Linked DNA regions of Homo sapiens: region 2 is linked to region 1. A link is an interaction called in ENCODE POLR2A ChIA-PET data of the cell type or tissue named here. Cell type or tissue: HepG2. All regions are shown on one strand. Region 1 overlaps TBCK (TBC1 domain containing kinase). Region 2 overlaps AIMP1 (aminoacyl tRNA synthetase complex interacting multifunctional protein 1).

Region 1 (5,000 bases):
GGCCATCCATCATCTGCTCAAGTCTGGCTGAGTCCAGGGTTTTTATGGTCCTCAGAGGGAAGAAGTGCACGTCCATTGGTCCATGGGCGGCCATGGGTGGGCCCAGAAAAAGCACCACAAGTTCCCACTCAGGTCCACGGGACCTGCAGCCCATCTCCCATGCTTCAGGCCCTCCTGGGCTTGAAGGCAGGGCTTCACCAGGGACCTGCCCCCTTCTACCCAGGAACCTGTCTGACTCCTGTCACTCTTCATGGTGCCCAGGCTATTCGTGCCACGGAGCGCCTGCCCGCCAGCACTGAGCTGCCCTCAGCCCCCCTTCAGACTCCCTCCCTTGCTTGTTGGTGTCCGAAGTCCACAGGGAGTCAAGGCAGCAGGGGGCTGGAGTGTCAGTGCTGCCTCGAGTGTGCACACACCCAGCCGGGGTCCAACAGCACCTGGGCTTGACCCCAACATCGCTCCAAGATCAGAGTGTGTACAGGGAGCCGGGAGAGGCCAGGCAGTGGGAGTAGACATTTCCGAGCCTACAGCTGCACCTGGGAGAGCAGGGCTCCTGCCTGCTTCCGGCCCCCAAGAGCACAGGGAGGCCTGGGTCTGCAGCACCAACTTAGGCAGCTGCAACTGTGCCCGGGAACGTGGGGCTCCTGCCTGCTCCTGGCCCCCATAGGCTCCGTGAAGTGACAGCCCCAGCAGCACCTCCTCCACACTGCAGCCGGCATCATGGTAGTGGCCATCCCAGACAGGCCGCCACTGCCATCAATACCTGATTTGATTCTATAAAGTACCTATTTTGCCTGTTCTATATCTTATAAAAGCTATACATGGTATGATGCTATACATGTTTGTTTTATATACTATATATTTCACATACAAAAATTTAACCTCCCATCTCAATTAGAAAAAAAAGAACTACATACCTGAGGGCACTTGCGTATCTTTTTATAAACCCTCTACAACTACCAATGAGACTTAAATAGAGGATATACTCAGTATAGTTTTGCTTTAAAAAAAAAATTCCTATAAAAAATACCCATTAGGATGGCCTTACAAACAACAATTTAAGAAGCAGGTAGTAAATAAGAATTAGACATAGGAGCAATTGCTAAATTTGAATCCCAGTGCCTAGAAATAAAAGGAATAAGAACCGTTTTAGAAGAGACATGGAGTGAAATTTTGCCATACTTATTACATATGTGCATGCCCTTTCGTCATTTATTGTCAGATTTAGTCATGAGCACCACAATCTAGATTTTAAAACCAGTTAGATTAAATTATGTCCTCTTACAATGATAAGTATAATCAAAATGTATTTAAATATATGTATCATCTATGTAATATATATTAAGTAGGCATTCAAATATTATTTCTATTTTTCTTCCTACCTTTTCTACAGCTACCTCCTCACACTATCATTGCTAGTACTTCTTATTTACATTCAAAATACAAGTCAATTAAGTCAGGGAATGTGACTTAAATTCAAATGGGTAAATTTGTTTTTTAACTCCTTTTTCATTTTAATAGAATGATGATGGTGATACCAGTATCTTCTTATGATTTGCTCATGTATTTCTCTCATATACAAATTCGTATTGTGTTATTTTACCCTAAGATGATACTGCTCTTCCAAATGAATGTGTGATATCTCTAGAAACAGCTGAAGTCTAGTGGAAGCAGCACTAGACTAGATGTTATAATACCTGTGTTCTAATTTCAGTTCTACCACATATTCTATATGTGATTTGGGTTTCTTCATCTGTAAAACTGGAATATTACTGCCTACGTCACAAAGCTGTTATAAATATTAGTGAATATATAGACATTAAATAAAAATAAAAAATTTAATACAAATGCAATGGTATACTTTTATCATCACCACAATACATCCAGAAGTCAGTTTTCATCTTTTTTCCTGATTTCCAGCACATCTAACCCAAAAATAATAATAATGAAAAATCAAGCAAAACTACAGGTAAATTGTTATATCAAAAACTTCTGACAGGACAGAGATAAACTTTGTTTCAAATATTTTAGTTTCCCTTTTAATCACAGGAAAATTATTAAAAAATAATAAGCTCTAGAATTGTTATTTAATGTAGTTCATCTTTTTTCAACAACTTTCTCTTCTGTAGCATAGCATTTTAACACTCAAAGACAATTACCAGAACTTTGCTGTGAGTATGACTGATGAGGTAAATAAAGTGGCTTTCATCATCTGTTTGATGTTTTAATAAGGTATTAAGCTACTGGCCAACTGAAATGAATGCCCAATTTCCAACTCTTTACAGTATTTTGAAACAGATGGTAACATTTTACTTTGTTGTTCCTTAATATTTGTCTTTTGAATCAACTGCAAGCTTCTTCTGGTGTAAATATTTTCTTTCATGCCTTAGCTGTTTGATCACTTTATTTTTCCTGGCTAATGTTTCACATTTTGCTCTTTGATATTTTCTGGTAAGACCCTTTGGGTCTAAGACTTCAAAGCAAGCCAGACCAAAGGGTAACACAAGACCAATTCTATCCAAGCATTTTAAATTCAAGTGTAGCTCTTACTTGATATGCTTTAAGAAAAATCACCTCCTTTCTTCGATTCATCACTGAAACCTAAAGTACCTTTAAATAAAAATCAAAAACTTAAAGTAATTTTTAGGTTTTTGGATTTCTTTCTTACACAAATTGATTTAGACAAAAGAAGCAGCAGCAATCACTTGTACTACAGCTACTTAAAAGTCACCTCGAAAGGCATTTATCATACATGACAAAGGAGCTAGAGCCTCACTAAAAACTTATATTCAACTATAAGTTGAATAAAAAACCCCTTTCATATTCGAAAGGGCTTTTTTGAACAAATAAGAAATTGTAGACTGTCTTTGCAAAATACCATTTTCATGCTTATGAAACAAGAATTGGTTTTTGCCTGTAAGTTTTCAATACACAAAACTGTAAGACTACGAATTTATGTACCTTAATAAGCAGTCCATCAAAACAGAAAATTCTCCCACTAAACAATGAGCTTCTTGAGGACAGAAAGCTATCTTATTTATTTTTGTAAAACCAACAGGCATAAGAGAAATTGCTCAATAAATGTTTCCTCACTGAATAAAGTTTAAGATTATTATCTATGTCTTAATAATAAGACACAGTCATAAACTTAAAAAATTTAGTTAAGAAACCTGTAATTTGAGTTATAAAGAAAAAAGGGCAAGTTATATATGAGGCTGGCTTTAAAAAAAAAATCAAATTAAGTTTTTGAGTAACATTCTGTTTGAAAAACACACTCCATGACTCCATATCACAATTCTCAGTAACGGTGTGATAGAACTGATTTTAGGAAGCCCAAAGAGGAAAACACAAATGGATACTATCAAAAACAGTCACATTACAATTGAAAAAATATGATTAATGTCTCTAGGTTAGATAATAATACTGCATCAAGTTTAGTTTCCTTGTTTTGACAACTGTTCTGAGGTCATGTAAAAAAACAAAGTCCTTCTTTTAGAAAATACAAACTGAAGTACTTACAGGTTAAAGTGCTATTATGTAATTAATTACTCTTAAGTGATTATAAAAAACAATCATTATACACATACACACATATATGCTCGGAGAAAAAACAGAGAAAAAGCAAATGTAGTGAAATGTTAACATTTGGAGAAACTGATGAAGGGTAGAGAGGAATTCTTTATACTATTTTTGTAACTATTTTATCTAAAACAATCTCAACTTAATCTTCAGAAAAGAAAATAATAATGAAAATGTCTAAAAGCAACCACACAAATATAACACAGAAATCCGTATCAAAAACATCTACTTGAATATGCATGAAACAACCTTCCATTTCTTTTGTGGAGGGCAACATACATCTGCAATTCCATAACAGAAGTGATTAAATAAACCTTTCTGAACTTAAACATAGACTTTCAGGTATGGAATTTATCTCTATCTCTAATATCCACAATGACTCAACTTGAATCTTAATATATATCTTAGAGAAAAGGGAATTAAACATAAAACATTAAATTGAAAATAATGTGAGAGTGATGTTTTTCAGTCTCTTGATGCACACACATTATCATTAGTTGAGAATCTAGTCATCCTTCTTGCCTTAAGTTGATTTGATTCTGAATGAAATACAGATAATTAGGAAATATTATAATGTAAAGAATGTCAATACTGTTAGCTTCTCTGCCAATTCAATGAATGATGAACATCAACGAGGATGCTGGGAAAAACTCATTGTCTACTCATTTTAAAAGTATATGGAAAATTGAGATGCATTAATTTTAAAAAAGCTGTTTGCATATCAAAAAGGAATATCAAATATAATTAACAAAATATACATGTTATCAAAGATTACAAAGTTAAAAAGAAACTCAAAATAGAGGAAAACATATCCTTACCCTATTGGGAAATCAACATCATCACCATGAGCTGTCATGTGATAAAGTCCAAATTTAGCCAATTTAATATGTCCCTATGATAATAAAGAAAAAAAACACTATCAAATAATTTATTATAATTGGCAACATATAATTTATATTATAAAATTATCATTATACATTTTATAACTAAAGAAACCATTATATAACAATATTTTATCAAAATGCCACTGTAGATTTTAAAAAATCATAATTTTATAAAAAACTATCTGCCAATAGTCTGCTTTATACTCATTAAATATGTATATATGCATATGTACACATATATATCTCAAAATGACAAATGACATTTTTCTTTAATATTTTTGCTGTTACATTGTCTAGTTATTTCACAAAACAAAAAGGCAAAAACATTCTCATCTGTCTTGAAACCTTGGTTAGAATGTTTTGTGGTAATTTTCACAGAGCAAATTTTTTTCCATGGAGTTGAAAGTCCATTTATAGTTATAATTTAACTGTGAAATAGGAAAACTTAACTTGAAAAGATCAGTTCAAAAATCATCAAGATTTTGGTGAATCTGCTAGATTTTCAATAACTTTTTATATTGTTTGAGAACAAAAATAACT
Region 2 (5,000 bases), 86 kb after region 1:
TCTGTGTAGGACTCCCAGTTCTATGTTGAATAGGGGTGATGAAAGTGGGCATCCCTGTTTTGTTCCAGTTTTCAAGGGAAATGGTTCCAGCTTTTGCCCATTAGGTATTATGTTGGCTATGGGTTTGCCATAGATAGCTCTTATTATTTTGAGGTGTGTTCCTTTGATGCCTAGTCTATTGAGGGTTTTATCATAAAGGGAGGTAGATTTTATTTAAAGCTTTTTCTGTATCTGTTGAGATGATTATATAATTTTTGGTCTTAATTCTATTTATGTGGTGAACCACATTTATTGATTTGCATATGTTGAACCAGCCTTGCATCCCAGAAATAAAGCCTACTTGATTGTGGTATATTGCTTTTTGATGTGCTGCTGTATTTGATTTGCCAGTATTTTGTTGATGACTTTTGTGTTAGTGTTCATCAGAGATATTGGCCTAAAGTTTTCTTTTTTCCTTGTGGTCTCTGACAGTTTTTGGTGTCAGGCTGATGCTGGCTTCACAAGGAAGGAGCTCCTCTTGCTCAGTTTTTTGGAATAGTCTCAGTAGGATTGGTACCAGTTCTTTGTACATCTGGTAGAATTCAGCTGCGAATCTATCCGATCCAGGGCTTTTTTTTTTTTTTTTTGAGACGGGGTCTGGTTCTGTAACCCAGGTTGGAGTGCAGTGGCGTTATCTTGGCCCACTGCAATCTCTGCCTTTTAGGCTCGAGCCAACCTCCCACCTCAGCCTCCTAAGTAGCTAGGACTATGGGCATGCGCCACCACACCAGGACTTTTTTTAATTGGTAGGTTTTTATTACTGGTTCAGTTTGAGAACTCGTTATTGGTCTGTTCATGTTTTTACTGTCTTCCTAGTACAATCTTGGGAGGTTGTGTGTTTCTAAGAATTTATCAATTTTCTAATTTGTGTGCAAAGAGATGTTTTTAATAGTCTCTGAGGTTCTTTTGTATTTCTGTGGGATTGGTTTTAATGTCACCTTTGTCATTTCTGATTGCAAGTAGCTGAATTTTATTGAATAGCAAGGCTGATGTGATTATATAGGCATGTTTTAAAATTCTCCGTTAACTGTGTTTAATGAAATATTACAATATGAAGAGTTTTAACATGGAATAGTAAGACAGAAAATATGGATGAAAGCATGGAATAATTTCCTTGGAACTCATTTCTACTCTCCTAATCAAAAGTAGACTAGTCTAAAAAAAGCACACAGGGGATTTTCTTTTTTTTTACAAGTACCCATGACTTTGAATGAATCTGTGTCTTGAACCTTGGTAGATGAGAAATCATAGTGGTCTATGCTCTAACAACATTTTTTTGGAGATTACATTTCGAGAAAATCTCAGTCTCCATGATTTCTCAGAGATGCCTAATGGCTTTAGATTCATGGAGCATATGCTCACCACTCTACTCCCACCAAGCAAAACTAACTTGAAAACAGTACTACAGCTAGGAAACAAAGACAATGCCAGGTCTTTGTGAGAATGCACTATTTATGATCAAATAATAAGTAGGAATTTACAGTCAGACTTTTAATTTCCAAGATCATGCTTATTTCTATTGATATCGAGTCGTATTAATAGTAGAAATTAATAGATAATTATGAAGCATAGGTTTAACTTAAAAGTCCATTTATTAAAAATCCAAATTGTCTATACTTGATTCCTCCTCTTGAAAACCCATTTTAATCAGGTTTCTTTCCCCACTGTGTTTTGCCAGAACTGCTTTGGGTAAGATCACCAGTCACTCCCTGTAGCTATATGTCTAGTTCTCAGTCTTATTATTAATTAACTTGGCTTCTGGCACCACACTCTCCTGGTGGTCCTCCTTCTTCACTGGCTGCCCCTGTCATTTCCTTTGATGATTCTTCCTTACCTCCTTAGATTCTTACTGTTATAGGGCCTCAGACCTTGGATTTGGACCTCTTTTTTTTCCATGCTTATTCCTTTGGCAATTTTACCCAGTCACTTAGATAAGCTAGATAGCTGCCAAATGAACTCTTTGATGTACATGTTCCAAGGGGGAAGGACACATATCCCATTCTTCCCCCTAGACTTTCATTTTTCCATGGTATTTTTCATCTTATTTGATAGGATTTCCATCCTCCTAGTTGCTTAACTGCTTTTCTCAATCTGTACATCTTCTCCTCAGAAAATCCTAGTGGCTCTACCTTCTGAACATACCGAAAATAATTATTAACTCCACCACTAGCACCCTAATCCCAAAGCCAACATCTCTTTTCTGCATATTTACAGAAGTCTTCTAACTTATCATCCTGCTTTTGCCCTCCCTGTTCTTCCATTTATTTTCAATTAGAGCAGGCAGAGTGATCTAGCAGATTATATTACTCTGCTCAAAACTATTCAGAAGCTTTTCATCTCACCTAGAGTACAAGCCCAGGTTCTTACAGTGATCTCCCATTATTTTGTTAATCTCATGAACTCCAGCTTTTCCTTGTTCACTCCACTTGAGCCACTGGCTCTTTCCCAAGATAGCTGCATGATTCGCTTACTCATCTTATTCATATCTTTCTGAACCTCAGCTTTTTCATCTATAAGAAGGGGTTTTTAGTTGGTATTTTTCTTAACTGGGTTTGTAAGCTTTAACTTTTGAAACATTTAGCCAACTGCCTGGTATTTTAAATTCTTTGCTATAACTTTTGTGCTTCAATATCCTCATCTGTAAGATGAGAGTAATGAATATTACTTACATATGTACTGAGAGGATTAAACAAGTTAATATATGTACAGCACTCAGTACAATGACCAGCACCTAGTAAGCACTATATACGTGTTGTGTGTTATTATGAATGTTATCTAGTTTATATGGCACTTTCTTTCTAGATCTGAGAAGGTTAATTTTGTGCTGCATCACAGCTTTTTATACTTAGGGCTTATGTCTGCTTGCAGCAAGAATTTACCCACACAATCTATATTCTTTATAAGAAGCCTGTATGTCAGTCTGCTTCTTAACTAACTCATTATCAGTTTGGCAACATCCTTTTGGGCCAAGGTTGCAAAGGTTGCAAATCTGAGTCAGTGCTTAGGTCTCCCTGAACAGTATCTCTCCCTCTAGCCTTCCAGAATCCTGGAGTGCCTGCTTTGCCACACAATATATGCACAAGATTATGATTATAGATTAAGGAATGATTTACAAACAAAAAATAAAAATCTTATGGATCTAAGGAGCAATATAATTGAACTTTATTTATGGTTATTTTTTTTCCATTCTATTTATTAGTTTCTCTATTGTCGAATCAAACGTCCTTAAAGGAGTAGGAGAAATTCTTATTTTTTATACCAGTCACTTTCAGTCTTAGTTTCATTACAAGTTCTAATGTAGGTGTATCATTCAATTAACTACTCTGTTATCTCTGAAAGCCTGCATGTTAGAAGGCAATGTTGTATGTTCTTGCAGTTTCATAGTTTCTGAAGAGCTAATAAACAACAAAACTACAATGACCAACTAATTTACACAGTTTTGTTATTCTTATATGTATATGACTGGAAAATAAATACTATTTTATATAATAAGATGTCATCAGAATATAAAATATAAATATAAAATATATTTTATATTCCTAATATAAAATATAAATATAAAATATATTTTATATTCCTAATCTAAAATATAAATACTTCCAGTAATTAAGTAATTCCAAGAGATCTCAACTTAGGAGTCAGTGAAAAAAAGATCTAGAAGGTTTATATTTCTATCATTACTTAATTATACTTCAGCAATTTTTTTTATTACCTCCAGGAAAATAATTGAATCATCGAAGTTCTACAGCTTAAGAGATATGTTACTTTTCTTCATTGTTTCTTGAACTGACTGATTCTTCATTCTAAATATTGAACATTCTCAGCTATTGAACTTATATTAAACTTTACTCTCTACTTTTCTGTCATTAAGTAGAGGAGCTGTTTGGTACATTACTTGTCTTTAAGCCTAGACCAGATATACTCTACTACTAATTTTTCTTTTATTATAAAATTTATACTATGAGTTACTATAAATAGAGGGGTTGTGGGTATTAACCACATGTAAAAAGGTTGTTTACTTTCTAAAGTATGGTTTGTCAGGGGGCAGAGTGCTGTACTAGCAGAACAGGGGCTTTGTTGATCATGTGACATTGAGCAACTTGTGTTTTCTCAGCCTCAGTTTCTTTATACTTAAAATTAGAGTCAGAGTTATGTGAATTTTAGGCAACAATATATGTTCCTAGTGCTTAGAAAATACTAGTCCCTGTCTCATTACTCCTTTCTGTTTCTTTACATCTCACCGAGTAGAATGGGTAACAAATGAAATCCAAAGTAGTTATCATCATTAGCTAGAGAAACCCAAAATTTAAGCCATTCTCCAGTATTGATAAGAAATCTTTAAGCACTAGAGCAGTGATCTAGCTGCTCATTTTGTATTTTGAAACATATTAAAGCATAAGCTGCTTCTGCCAGTTGTAAAAATATAACATATCGAAATATATTTTCATTTCTTCACAGTTTTCCTTTATATTTAATGATAAAATGAGTATATTAATCCATTCATGCACTGCTGTAAAGAAATAACTGAGGCTAGGTAATTTATAAGGAAAAGAGGTTTAATTGGCTCATGGTTCAGCGGGCTGTACAGGAAGCATGGCAGCATCTGCTTCTGGGGAGCCTCAGAAATTTTACTCGTGGCAGTCAAAGCAAGTCAAAGCAAGAGCGAGCATCTTACGTGGCAGGAGCAGGACCAAGAGAGAGAGCGGGGAGGTGCCACACACTTTTAAACAACCAGATCTCAGGATAACTCACTATCATGAAACCAGCACCAAGGAGGAAATCTGCCCCTATAATCCAATCACCTCCACCAGGCCCCACCTCCAACATTGGTGATTATAATTGAACATAATATTTGGGTGGGGACACAGACTCAAACTATATCAATGAGTACCTTACATTTTATTATTTTGATAATTTGGATACAATTCATTAAGCTTTATTACTTATAAAATATAAGAGTA

The links. ChIA-PET counts read pairs that join two places held together with the same protein. Peaks named below come from ENCODE experiments on the same cell type or tissue, not always from the same donor. Only the 100,000 strongest peaks of a DNase experiment are listed, where the experiment ranks them.
Region 2: POLR2A ChIA-PET joins it to region 1 with 6 read pairs; 1 of 35 experiments calls an interaction of 5 or more read pairs at or near these places.

Annotation. Positions count from the first base shown.
Region 1 is chr4:106,256,043-106,261,042 of GRCh38, forward strand. TBCK (TBC1 domain containing kinase) reads right to left here. Exons shown (of 26, transcript NM_001163435.3): 5 at 4,395-4,468. Among named protein-coding and RNA genes, the nearest start is that of TBCK, 58 kb to the right of the region's middle. In HepG2, no CTCF peak of the experiment used is centred here; a DNase peak (open chromatin) is centred at 2,349; H3K4me3 peaks cover 460 bases.
Region 2 is chr4:106,342,297-106,347,296 of GRCh38, forward strand. The region is part of intron 6 of AIMP1 (aminoacyl tRNA synthetase complex interacting multifunctional protein 1); the gene reads left to right. Among named protein-coding and RNA genes, the nearest start is that of GIMD1, 24 kb to the right of the region's middle. In HepG2, no CTCF peak of the experiment used is centred here; a DNase peak (open chromatin) is centred at 2,205.